Linked DNA regions of Homo sapiens: region 2 is linked to region 1. The links are chromatin contacts, found by Hi-C or POLR2A ChIA-PET in ENCODE. All regions are on one chromosome and are shown on one strand. The core of a region is the stretch at or near the end of the contact, and the rest is flanking DNA. Distances in the headings are between cores, read along the strand shown. Region 1 holds the start of LOC105374769 (a long non-coding RNA gene). Region 2 has its middle 18 kb from the start of LINC01805.

What was found. A loop is a pair of places that touch in the nucleus more often than their neighbours do. ChIA-PET counts read pairs that join two places held with the same protein, here RNA polymerase II (POLR2A).
Region 2: a map of astrocyte of the cerebellum shows a loop between it and region 1 (4-fold over the local background). The contact joins two enhancer-like sites. A Hi-C loop is called at or near these places in 4 of 168 maps with a recorded cell type or tissue (CD14-positive monocyte, Jurkat, astrocyte of the cerebellum and 1 more) and 1 of 37 single-sample maps with no recorded cell type. POLR2A ChIA-PET finds 5 or more read pairs at or near these places in 4 of 52 experiments (K562, OCI-LY7, activated CD4-positive, alpha-beta T cell and 1 more).

The regions. Positions count from the first base shown.
Region 1 is chr2:64,328,019-64,334,350 of GRCh38, forward strand. It overlaps LOC105374769 (a long non-coding RNA gene), which reads right to left and starts at 4,761. Exons shown (of 3, transcript NR_187908.1): 1 at 4,615-4,761; 2 at 4,007-4,201; 3 at 2,463-2,649. RefSeq lists an enhancer at 1-20. Within about 2 kb of position 1,977, at least 24 of the 41 ENCODE cell types and tissues checked have a DNase peak (open chromatin) inside an H3K27ac peak, as active enhancers do; they include CD14-positive monocyte, where a contact is called at or near this core.
Region 2 is chr2:64,501,068-64,507,044 of GRCh38, forward strand. No RefSeq gene overlaps it. Among named protein-coding and RNA genes, the nearest start is that of LINC01805, 18 kb to the left of the region's middle. Within about 2 kb of position 4,029, at least 2 of the 41 ENCODE cell types and tissues checked have a DNase peak (open chromatin) inside an H3K27ac peak, as active enhancers do; they include CD14-positive monocyte, where a contact is called at or near this core.

The DNA.
Region 1 (6,332 bases), core at 727-3,226:
ACTGGGGAAAAGAACGGGGAGGCTGGAGCGCCTGCTGGGGCCCCTTCTCTGCCCACACGGCTCCTCTTGGGTTCTGGGCAGGCTGAGCTTAGCGGGCATTGCCCTCTGCTGGGGCATATCAGGAGAAATGAGCTAAGGCCAGGGGTGGTCCTATCAGGTGGCAGAGGACAGGATTTGGACGAGTCGCAGGGCTATTACTGATGGAGATTTAGCACTCTGGCCTCTGAGAAAACAGCCAGGTTTCTGATCTGCCCAAGCCCTCTGTCTCTCCTGTCAGGGGCCTTCTCAGCACCCCCTAAACATTCCAATTCCTCTCCTACTCCAGTCTATTCCCTTCTTTCTCTGAATGGTCCATAGCTTATCCCAGGTCTGTGGGCAGAGGGGAAAGAAACAGAAGGGAGAGCTGAGAAATCTCTCCCGCCCAGCACAGTCGGTATCACAAGCTCTGTGTCCGGTTTCCTTGTCCTATATTTGGTAACACGACAGTGGCCTTTCTGACTGATGCGAGCCCCTGTTCTCTTCACTCCCTGGGGATTGCTGATAGGAGGCCAGCATTTCAGTAGGCAGCGCATCATCAGCCCTACCACGGATCTTATTTTAAACTAATTACATTACTGAAGGGTGGGTAGGAGGGAGGAGAAGGGGTAATTATAACCGGGGAATTTTTTTTTAAAGGCCTAGTTTCAAAAATCTCAGACTTAATTTAGTAAATTTCAATTACAGAGAGTTACTAAGCTGAAGATCATTTGCATTACATCCTTAATTACTACTTCATTTGTATCTGAGATCATCAATAGAGATTCTTGGGAATGTGTACTTGGAATAAGTGATTGATCCTAATGAGGCCTTTGTTCCTCCCAAGCCTCACTTAGGAAGCTATTTCTTCCCTCTTGCAGAGGCACAGAGTTTGCCAAGCCAGGTGGAGACACCCTAAACTAGAAATGGAGCCTGAGGTTTTCAAACTGGTTTTGCCAGAGGCTGCAAGACTCTAAGCTCTGTCCTGATGTTCCCCAACAGGCATTAATTGCTCTCCCCTGAATGCATTAGCACTGCCAGACTATTACGGATGATTAGCCTCCGTGCCCAGCTACAAACGTCCATCTTTCTTAGTTGGTAGCAGAGGAAATAGCCTTTTAGGACCTTCTCCTTGCACAGGATGGATGCCGTCCTGGACCTTCCTGCTTCTGCGTTTCCCGCCACCTTTAAAGAAAGTGCATCCAGCAGTCCTGGCCACTGGGTCTTTATTGGAAAAGCTGTTTTCCAAGATGATTTAACTCTGAAAAAAAAAATGAAAAGCCCACAAGAACTGAAGACCCTGTGTGCGTGTGTGTGAGTCTGTATTAAGACCCCTTTTATAGGAGACAGACTCCTTTTGGGGAAGAGGGAGAGGTAGGGAAAGGACGAAGTGAGTAAAGGCACTCTCAGCTAAATCCTGCATGCCCATAGTTCCTTCATTGTATGGTACCTCACACCCTTACAGGGCTTTACCGAGCGCTTGTTCATCTGTTAGCTTACAGGTAAGAGAATCATTGTCCTCATTCTCTGAGTGAAGAAACTGATGCTCACAGTAGTTAAGTGACTTTGCCCAAAATTACTGAGCTGAGGAGTGACAGAATGGGGACTGAAGTCCCAGTCTCTTAATTCTGTGCTCCTCGGATACCCCCAAACCACCTCCATGGTCTTCCAGCAGCCTGAACATTTATCCATTTATGGAGGTCAGGGTGTGGGTCCCACTGCAGCCTGCTGCCCCATTTAAACTTTATTTCTGAATCTGTACATTTAAGCAAACCACTTTGTTTCAGAGGCATCCAGAGAGTAGCCTTACTTAACCTTCTTCTGGAGGTGTGTCTATTTGGTGGAGAATGGTGGAGGGGCCTGGAGGGAAGGAAAGGGAGGAGCCAGTAGGGAATTTTCACAGTTTTCCACCAGATGAGGCCAAAGCCCAGAAGTCAGACAAATCCACGATTCTCCTGGCATTCTACAGAGTTGCCAACTCCCTGCCCTGCTCTTTGCTCTCATTATTCCTCTGGGGTGGTTTCCAAGGGTGGAGAAGTGTAGGCTGAGGAAATGTCTGTGTTGAGGGAGGGCAGATGCTGTGAGGAGGGAGGTGTTTACACCAAGCATCGAGCCAGGCCTTGGAGTCACAGGGACAGGCCCAGAGCAGGAAGTGTCCTCCAAGCTAGAAGTCCTCTAGTTCAGAGGTTCTTTGTCTCCTCAAGAACCTCCTGGAACCTCCTGGACATTGTAGCATCCTCTGCAATAGCCACTACCCCTAGCAGTGCAGATGGAGTACTGTAGTGAAATGAACAAATTTTTTGGAGCTCAATAACTCTGGGTTCAAATCCCACTTCTGCTTATGAGCTGAAAGATCTTGAGTAAGTCCTGTAACCTCCCTAAAGATCAGTTGAGATTACCAATATCCACTGCCTTGGCTGTTCTGAGGTTGAAATGAATCACGTTAAACAAATAGCAAATGGTGGCTTTAATTAGTAGAGGGTTAGAGGGCAGCCAGACAGTGGCAGGACAAAAAAGGAGGGCTGCTTGTCCTGTAGGCAGTAGCAAGGAGCGGGAGTGGATTCCACAGTGAAGCAGCTTCCAAGGGCTTTTTGTAAGCAGCCCCTATGCTGGCTCTGGGAGAGCTCTGAGAAACTAGTTTGAAAAGCATAGAAGTCATAAAATAGCACCAGTATTTTTTTTCTAGTGTGAGCAAAAATATTCATGCAGACAAATCCAAGCCAATCTTCTGGGACTAAGACTCTAAATATTACTTGTGAGTCACCCCAGCTTCCTTCCAAGAGAAAGACTCCCCCATCCCCTCACCCAACACCCCCGTCCGTGACACATTAAGATTGTAGCTTTTCAGCTTCTTCCACCAAACTCTCAGTCCCTCATCGTGGGCATGAGGACAGCCCTGTGTGCAGAAAACGTGTTTCTCCATTTCGGTCTCTCTCTTGGTTAAAGCCAATTTCCAAAAAAACCAAAACCACCTTATCAGAGCAAGACCCATGTCAAGCTCCGCAGCAGGCACTAGGTGGCGCTAGATCCCATGTTATTAAGGCAACTCTAAAGCTGCGCCCTTTTCTGGAAAAATGTTTCTGTTGTGAGATCCTCTCTTTCCCAGAGACCTGAGACCACCTCAGTTTATACCACAAGCTTAAAGCGCCACCAGAAGATCGCATACTATCTCAGGAGCCCCAGCTTTGCTGCTAACCTAGTCCTTTTCAGGGTGTGGCTGTGGAAGGAGTTTCTAGACCTGAGGCTGGAGACCCCAAGTCCTTTGCTGAACTGTAAATAATATTAGGAACAAGTAGTCCATTTCAACTTCTGCTCTGCCCTGAGGCGCAGGAAGGAAAACAACTTTTTCCCTTAGGAGGAGGTGAGGAAAAAAAAGAGGCAGATCCTAGAAGCTCCTTTGTGAGAGCAGCCAAGCATCTTCCCTGCCCTCTCCCGCAGAATGGAGGCCCACCCCGACCTCAGGTCATTTCCTTCCATGGCCAGCCCCCTCTCAGGGTGAAACATGATCCTCAGTGCCCCTCTGGAGGTAAGCTGTAGGTTCTTTTTTTCTCCAGGGATCTGAGCTGAGGTTGCCCTGAAATGCCTGTTTAATTTCATTGCCGAGAGCACACCTTCTCATTATTTCGAGAGCTGTGACCCCAAAGCACTTATGAACAATAGCAGCAACTGGCAGTTATAAGCTATTTACAGTTTTCTAAGCGTTATGAGCACTCTTGATGCCTGGAGAGGCAGGTGAGTTGCATTTTCTGTTTGCAGATACAGTGACTGACACCCCAGGGTCTCATTGGAACTGCTGGCACTGATGTTGTCTCTTGGAAATGATGATGATCATTGTTGCTTATTATAATTTTCACTGTTATGTTCCCTTTGATGTGTAAGAGGCCAAACAGAACACAAGCTTTTGGTTAATGGGTTTCCTGTTGGCTGAGTCTATCTGGGCTGAATGTGGAGAACCACTGAAAGGAGGTGAATGCCCTGAGCAGACCTTTACCTTCTTGGCCATGTGAGAGTTTACTGCAGTAGGAAGCTGGGCTCCGCAGAGTAAAGGGCAGGTGTGTGGGGAAGCCTTCCTTGCCCCTTCCACCGTGTGAAGACATAGGGAGACGATGGCCATCTATGAACCAGGAGGCAGGCCCTCCCAAGGCCTGTTGCTGGCACTTTGATCTTGGACTTCCAGCCTCTAGAACTGTGAGAAAAGAGTGCCTGCTGTTTAAGCCACCCAGTCTGTGCTATTTTTGTTAGAGCAGTCCGAATGGACTAAGACAGAAATTGGCATGCCTCTGTGACGTCGCAGAGACATTTAAGCCCTCAAAGAGGCCAGCCCCCTCTCAGGGTTTTTCTGGAAAAATGTTTCTGTTGTGAGATCCTCTCTTTCCCAGAGACCTGAGACTAAATGGTGCAATATAGTTGAGGCAACACAGTATATATAAATAAAAAGAAAATGAATGACTCAGAGAAGTTCTAGCAAGAGTCCAGAAACCCAATATCCTAGCTTGGCCGTGCAGAGGTTCCCTGTAGGGCAAAGAGTGGGGAAGGAGTTGGTGGGGCTGGGAAGAGGGGGAGGAAAGGCCCTGTTAGGTGTATTCCTGTTAGGAATACCTGGTGGCCTTTGCTGGGCTTTACTTTCTGCATAAGAAGTGGTTTTCCCCAAGCTGACGTCCAGGCTCTAGATGTCCAGCTGGGGTGTAATCAAAGGCTTTGGGCACCAAGTGCCTGGCTGATGTTTTGCACCTACCGGATACTCTTAAGTCCAAAGTTGCCAGGCACTGACTGCCTTGAGCATTGTTGAGATTACCACGGAGACAGCCTGTTCCATGGCCCATGAAGTCAGAGAGAGGTCACCTAGGAACCGGTGGGCTTCACCTTCTAGCTCACATCCCCACAAGTTTCTGCTCCTCGGGTCCTCAGAGGCTTGGATGAAGTTCAGGCCCATCACCCCCACCCCATCACAAACTCTCCCCCTTCCCTTCCACCACACTTTGGGAAAGTACTTCTCTTCCCTCATATTTGCTTGAAGAGCTTTTCTTTTAAAAATAAACACAATTATCGTTTTATAGGAAATGAACATACATGTAGAAATCCAACAAAAGGATTTATAGTAAAAAATAGGTCTCCTTCCCACCCCTGTCCCCCAGCACCCAGGTTCTCTTCCAAGAGGTACCCTCTAATACTCCTTGTTGACAGAAAGAGCCAAACTCTGTAAAATATTTGCAAAGATTTATTCTGAGCCAAATATGAGTGACCATGGCCCATGACACAGCCCTCAGGAGGGCCTGAGAACATGTGCCCAAGGTGGTCAGGGCACAGCTTGGTTTTATACATTTTAGGGAGACGTGAGACTTCAATCAAATACAGTTAAGAAATACATTGGTTTGCTCCAGAAAGGTGGGACAACTTGTAGGTGGGGGAGAGGTGGGGGCTTCCAGCTTATAGGTAGATTTTAAAGTTTTCTGGTTGACAATTGGTTGAGTTTATCTAAAGACCTGGGACCAATAGAAAGGAAATGTTTAGGTTAAGATAAAGGATGGTGGTGACCAAGTTTTATTGTTCTGAAGAAGCTTTCAGCAGACTTCAGAGAGAGCAGGTTGTAAAATGTTTCTTATCCCACTTAAAAGGTTACCTGGCTCTTAGTTGAGTATCTCCTGGGTCTGGAAAGAAAGAGGAAAAAGGAGGGGAGGGGAAGGGAAATCTCCATAGAATCTCTATAGATTCTCCATAGATTTTTCCCACAAGAGACAACCTTGCCAGGCAATTTCAAGATATGGCAAGAAAATATATTTGGGGTTTAAATATTTATATTTCCTTCCTTATTTGTTATGTGATGTTATGCCAGAGCCAGGTTGGAAAGCAGACCACCTTATATAGGGGGGTTAAATAAAAATCCTTCTACGCAGTGCACGGTGGCTCACGCCTGTAATCTCAGCACTTTGGGAGGCTGAGGTGGGTGGATCACTTGAGGTCAGGGGTTCCAGACCAGCCTGGCCAACATGGTGAAACCCTGTCTCTACTAAAAATACAAAAATTAGCCAGGTGTGGTGGCACACACCTGTAATCCCAGTTACTTGGGAGGCTGAGGCACAGAATCGCTGGAACCTGGGAGGTGGAGGTTGCAGTGAGCCAAGATCACAGAACTGCACTCCAGCCTGGGCAACAGAGCGAGACTCTGTCTCAAAAAAACAAAAACAAACAAACAAAAAACCCTCTGATGAGACTGTATGGTTTGTAGGGTGTGACTCCCGAGGCCCCTTAGGTAGGAATTTGGGGAAGATAAAAAAAAAGTCAGAGTTTAGATCTCCCTCTTCTTTCCCTGCCCACCC
Region 2 (5,977 bases), core at 2,779-5,278, 180 kb after region 1:
GACTGCAGATAAACATGTAGTTTAATACATACATATTATATCAGATTACATATTGCTACAATTATTGGAGTTGCTTTGCTGTTTGCAAAATGAGCCTTGTAGGAAACAAGTGTTTCCAAGTAAATGATGACTGAAAGATTCTATGAAGAAGAAAAAAAATGTAACCATAAGGTTTAAATGCTTTAGAGGAAGTCAAGCTTGGAGGACAAGTTATATTTGTGTTTAGAAGCCATGCTGGATGCTACAAGTGTGCATTATGAATGTGCACAGTAAACGGGAGGCAAAGGAGCCAGCAGGGCTATGAGGATGGGGGTGCTATGGGGACATAGTCATAGACAGTTAAAGAGCATAAAGAATATCGACAGAGTTCAATGAATAGAATGGAGCTACCCTGGGAGATAAAGATACACAATTAGGTTGAAGCACAACCAGATAGGTGATATATTATGTTCTTTCTCAAGGTTGGCTTTTCTGTGCTGTTTATCTCCCAAGAACACTTGAGTTGTTGCAAGCAAACTTTCTGGGTTTTTTTTTTTTGTGGAGATGGAGTTTTGCTCTTGTCACCCAGGCTGCAGTGCAGTGGCATGATCTCAGCTTACTGCAACCTCCGCCTCCCGGGTTCAAGCGATTCTCCTGCCCCAGCTCCTGAATAGCTGGGATTACAGGCACCCACCACCACTCCTGGCTAATTTTTTGTATTTTTAGTAGAGACGGGGTTTTGCCATGCTGGGCAGGCTGGTCTCGAACTCCTGACCTCAGGTGATCCACCCTCCTCAGCCTCCTAAAGTGCTGGGATTACAGGTGTGAGCCACCACTCCTGACTGCAAAGCAAACTTTTGAGCTGAGAACTGAAGTCTCAACTCAAGCACAGTCCACTAACTGTCTTCCCTATTGCTGTAGAGCCCTTGGTAGGGAACTAAAGACCTTCCACAAGCTGATCTCAGTCTGCCTTCCCAAACTAAGGCACAGAAGAGCCAGCAGTTAAAGTATTAGACTGGGAAAAGATGAGTTAACTTTGGGCCTCTCTAACCCCACTTTGGTAGTTGAGAGATAGCACTGGTTGCCTAATAAGGAGTGGGATGGTGGCAAGTACAAAGCTTGCTCATCCATCCAGGCATTGTCCTATCCCCTCAGCTGCCCTTTCTACTTCCTTCCTCCTTCGCCCCCACCCCATCTTCAAGGAATTTAGCTATACTCTGCAGGTGCCCTCTGACCAGCCAAAATCATCATCACAGCCAAAACCATACTTGCCCACCTTTTGACATGCTTCAAACTTACTACGCACCTTTCCTTTCACTTTCTACCCAACTCTCCAGACAAATTCACAGAGAAATCCTGGCATTATTGTCATAGCAAAACACAGTAGAGAAGCCTTACTGTTAATCAACATGGGGATTAGCTAAAAAAACAAAATTGTGGGCCGGGCACGGTGGCTCACGCCTGTAATCCCAACACTTTGGGAGGCCGAGGCAGGCAGATCATGAGTGAGGAGATCGACACCATCCTGGCTAACACAGTGAAACCTCGTCTCTACTAAAAATACAAAAATTAGCTGGGCGTGGTGGCGGGCACCTGTAGTCCCAGCTACTGGGGAGGCTGAGGCAGGAGAATGGCGTGAACCCGGGAGGCGGAGCTTGCGATGAGCCAAGATCTCGCCACTGCACTCCAGCCTGGGCAACAGAGCGAGACTCCACCTCAAAAAAAAAATTGTGGTTGACCCCATTAAGGAATACTATGCAGCCATAAAAAAGAAGAGGAATGCACTGCGTGAATTAATAGGGGGAAATGTCCATGAGCATTCTTTTTTCCCAAGTAATTTTCCCAACACTATGTCTGGAGAGAGATGAATCCATTTTTTATAAAATAAAACAAAATAAAAACTATATAGATGTCCTGAGACCCACCCCCACCAAGAGTATGCCTGCAGAAAAACAGGTAGTCTGACTTGGCTAAGGTCCGAGCTACTTGCCTTGCTGGTTTGGATTGAGTATACACACTGGGTGAGTCTAACGGTGGACGTGGAGGAGTAGGAGAACCAGAGCCAGTTCAGGTGCAGGGAGGCTGGGAGAAGGCAGGCTTGGAAGAAAGAATGAGGAAGGGAAAAGAAAGGGCAAGAGAGACAGAGAGAGCAGGTGCTGTGGGGAGAGGAACTACTTCGGGGACATCCTACTGGCTACCCTGAAAATCATGGGAGTATTTTGGTGTGATCACCACTTTCTAAAGCCAGTTTTTCAGCTTGGAATATTTTTTTTAGCCACTGTGGAAGAAACAAAACTTCTCATCGAATATTAGGTTTATAAACTGTCAGAAGAACTTTATTTTAAAGCCACTGCAAAAGGAAAATAATTGAGCTGGTGTTTGCTGCCTAAAACACCAGAGGTCACATAGTATGGTCTTAAAGAAGAGAAACTCAGGGAAAGGAGGGAAAGAAGAAGAAAAATGCTTTGAACTTAATATGTATATATCTTCATGTGACTAATAAGAGGTAATTTTTGAGCCATTACCATCTGCTAAAATTACCTTTCATGACTGGCTAAGCCTTTATCACAAGCCTTTCAATTCATGCAGATGTAACAGGTTTACATTTTACATGGATAAGGCCCTGCAGAAAAACAATTTGACAACAATGGTGTCCTTATCCCTTCATAATTAATGACAACAGAGAAATCTGTATCTTGATGGATATCAGCACACATGTTTATCCTCATTCGAGACCTTCACCCCATTCCAATAGTCAGCTGTCAAAAGCTTTTTGTTTAGTTCATTAGGTTCTCACTTCAGCTTCCTTATAAGCAAAAACAGATGACTTACAACAGAAGATGGAATAAGCAAAATATTTTAGATCCGAGTTATTTGTTTCACAGATTTCATTTAATGTAAACTGATTCCCTTCATAAGGGGAGATAAACTCCTGGAGAGTTCTGTTGTTGTTTCTAATTTAAATATATTTTCTATATTTTCCAAAAGGCGTAAATAAATGTGTTTTAATTTGTAACCACAAAAATAATTTTTAAAAATAGTAGAGATCAGGCCGGGTGTGGTGGCTCACGCCTGTGATCCCAGCACTTTGAGAGGCCAAGGCAGGCGGATCACTTGAGGTCAGGAGTTCCAGACCAGCCTGGCCAACATGGTAAAACCCTATCTCTACTAAAAATACAGAAATTCGCCGGGCACATCTGTAATCCCAGCTACTCAGGAGGCAGGAGAATCGTATGAACCCAGGAAGCAGAGGTGCAGTGAGTGACAGAGTAAGACTCTGTCTCAAAAATAAATAAATGATAGAGACCAATCATAAAAAGTAACTGCTTTGTAAAAGCTTTAGTCCTCACCCTGATTCCCCACTGCTGCTGTGTCCTTCCAAAGAAGAATTAGCGTCTCCTCAAACAGGAAAGCTGATTTTAATGGTGGGCCCAATTGATGACTGAGTCTGCCTGGCTGGCCTGATGGCAGTCATTGATATCCATGGAAGAAGCCATGTCTTCTCAGGAGTTTCCACCATTTGTGAAGAAAGTACCTCAGTCAGAGCTTCAGGTGCCTCTAGTAGCCTCTAGCTGCCTTAGTACTTGTGAGGCCACAGCCCTGCTCATTTAGCCACCATGCCTCTGTTTCCCACAGAAGACAAAATATAAAGCATCCAAAAAGTGTATGTCTCAGTCAGGGTCCAGACAGAGATCAACGGGAGATTTAACACAGAGAACCAGCTACCAGGGTGTTGGAAGAGCTGAGATGCAGAGCAGGGGTCAATGATGTGACCCAGGCATCAGCAACAATTGGAAGTTGTCACCTGCTCTAGGCTGATGGGACAAACTTATTACCCGTGCCCAGAAGCCAGGGCTCCCTGGTGAGAACTGGCTGCACCGGCAGAGGAGCTGTCTCACGGGAGGTGGATGTGAAGGAGGCACAGTCCCTGTTGGAGAGGCCACTGGAAGCAGAGAAATGGGGAGAGGAAGGAATACCCAGGCTTCTTCGTTCCCCGCTCCATCCTCTCACAGTGCCTCCCATTAGCGGAAGTTCTCCAGAAGCCACTTGGCAAAGGAGCCTGAGAAAGAAAGGAGGAAGCACTGAGGCAACATGAGCTGACAGTTTCACTCTGTCCTTTCTTCTGTATTCCGAGTGTAGCCCACTCACTGTTGTCTCCCACTTGAGTCGTGCAGCATCCATCTGACTCGTCACCCCGCCTCCAAGACAGTCTCCACACCACCGCTAAACCTCCTCAGGGGCCTCTCGGGATCTTCAGGTGCAAAGCTACTGCACGGTCCTTCTGAGCTGACCCTGCCCCGCTCTACCATACCTCTTCCAATGGCCGCCTCACATCCTATGCTCCTGCCAGACTAAACCTTCTTATTGTTTATTCTTTCTTTATGAAAACATTCAAAAGAGCAAAAAGGCCCAGAGAGTAATACGAGGAACATCCATGTATCTACCATCAAGTCTAAACATGTAAAACTTTATAAAGCCTCTTGTGTAACCTTTCTGTGATTACACTTCCCTCTTTGATCCACTGCCAATGAAAACCATCATCCTGAATTTTATGTTTATCATTTTCAGGTATGTCTTCATGCTTTGATAAAATACATAAATATCCCTGAGTGATCAATGATATTGCAGGTTTTCAGGCATTATATATAAAGTATCATAGTGTGTGTACCCTTTAGCAACTTTTCCACTCAACATTACATTTAGGAGCTATATACCTGTGTATACATGGAGCCCTACATAGTTCACTTCTAACTGTTCCTTACCATAGAACTGTACTTACACTAGGTGGAATAAATTGCCTTATGAGTGTCGGACTATAAAATCAGTACACTATGGGTTAAAGCAGATATACATGAAGCCATCCTCAAAAGAGTCAGAATAGGTCTTAATATGATTAAACATACAAACATACCACACTGAGCGATATATCACTCAGAAAATGGTTGATCAGCAATGGAAGCATGGAAAACAGAGAGTAAGAGGAATAATCTTCAGAAGGTAGCTTAGTGTGTGGGAAGAGTCAGTTGAAGTGTCGTCAAGCTATAAAAGTTTGATGCTTCCTTCTCCACTGTAAAATAATAATAATAATAATAATAATAATAAAAAAGACCAGTTTAATCACATGGTTGAGAGCCACATTTTTCTCTTCCTTGGACAAGGTCATGCTGTGTTTGCTTCTCTTACTCTCTGTTTTTCATGCTTCCATTGTTGACGAACCCTTTTCTGAGTGACATATCGCTCAGTGTGATACGTTTGTGTCTTTAATCATATTAAGATCTATTCCAACTCTTTTGAGGATGGCTTCATGAATTTCTGCTTTAATCCATAGTGTACTGACTTTATAGTCTGACAGTCACAAGGCAATTTATTCCACCTAGTTTTAAGAACTTCAAGTGTAGATCATCCAAAATATTCACATCCTTTGATCTTGTAATTTCCATTTTAGGTAGTGGCGGCACACATCCTCAAACGTGCACTGGTGTAAATGTTGCAATGCTATTTATTATATCTAAAATTGACACGTAAATATGCCTCAATAGGAGACTAGTTACATTAATTAGGTATTTCCATTCAATTAAATACAATACAGCCACTAAAGAGGCTTCAATCGGTTTTCATTTATAGTACTTACATGGAAAAAGATACCTAACATCTGTCCAATAGAAAAAAAGCAAGTCATGAAGTAATATTAATAGTATTACTTACTTTTAATGTTAAAAATGTTTATATATGTTTATATAGGCAAAAAAAGTCTATAAATACACACGCACACACAAGTAGCTGGGCTCAGTAGCGTGCATCTGTAATCCCAGCTACTTGGCAGGCTAAGTAGGAGTATCCCTTGAGCCCAGGAGTTTGAGGCTGCAGTGAGCTGGGATTGGCCACTGCACTCTAGCCTGGACAGCATAGGGAGACACCCATTTCATACCTTAAAAAAATACACCACAGGAATTTTTATGTTATCAAGATGCTAACATTGGTAATGGCTGAGAAGGTG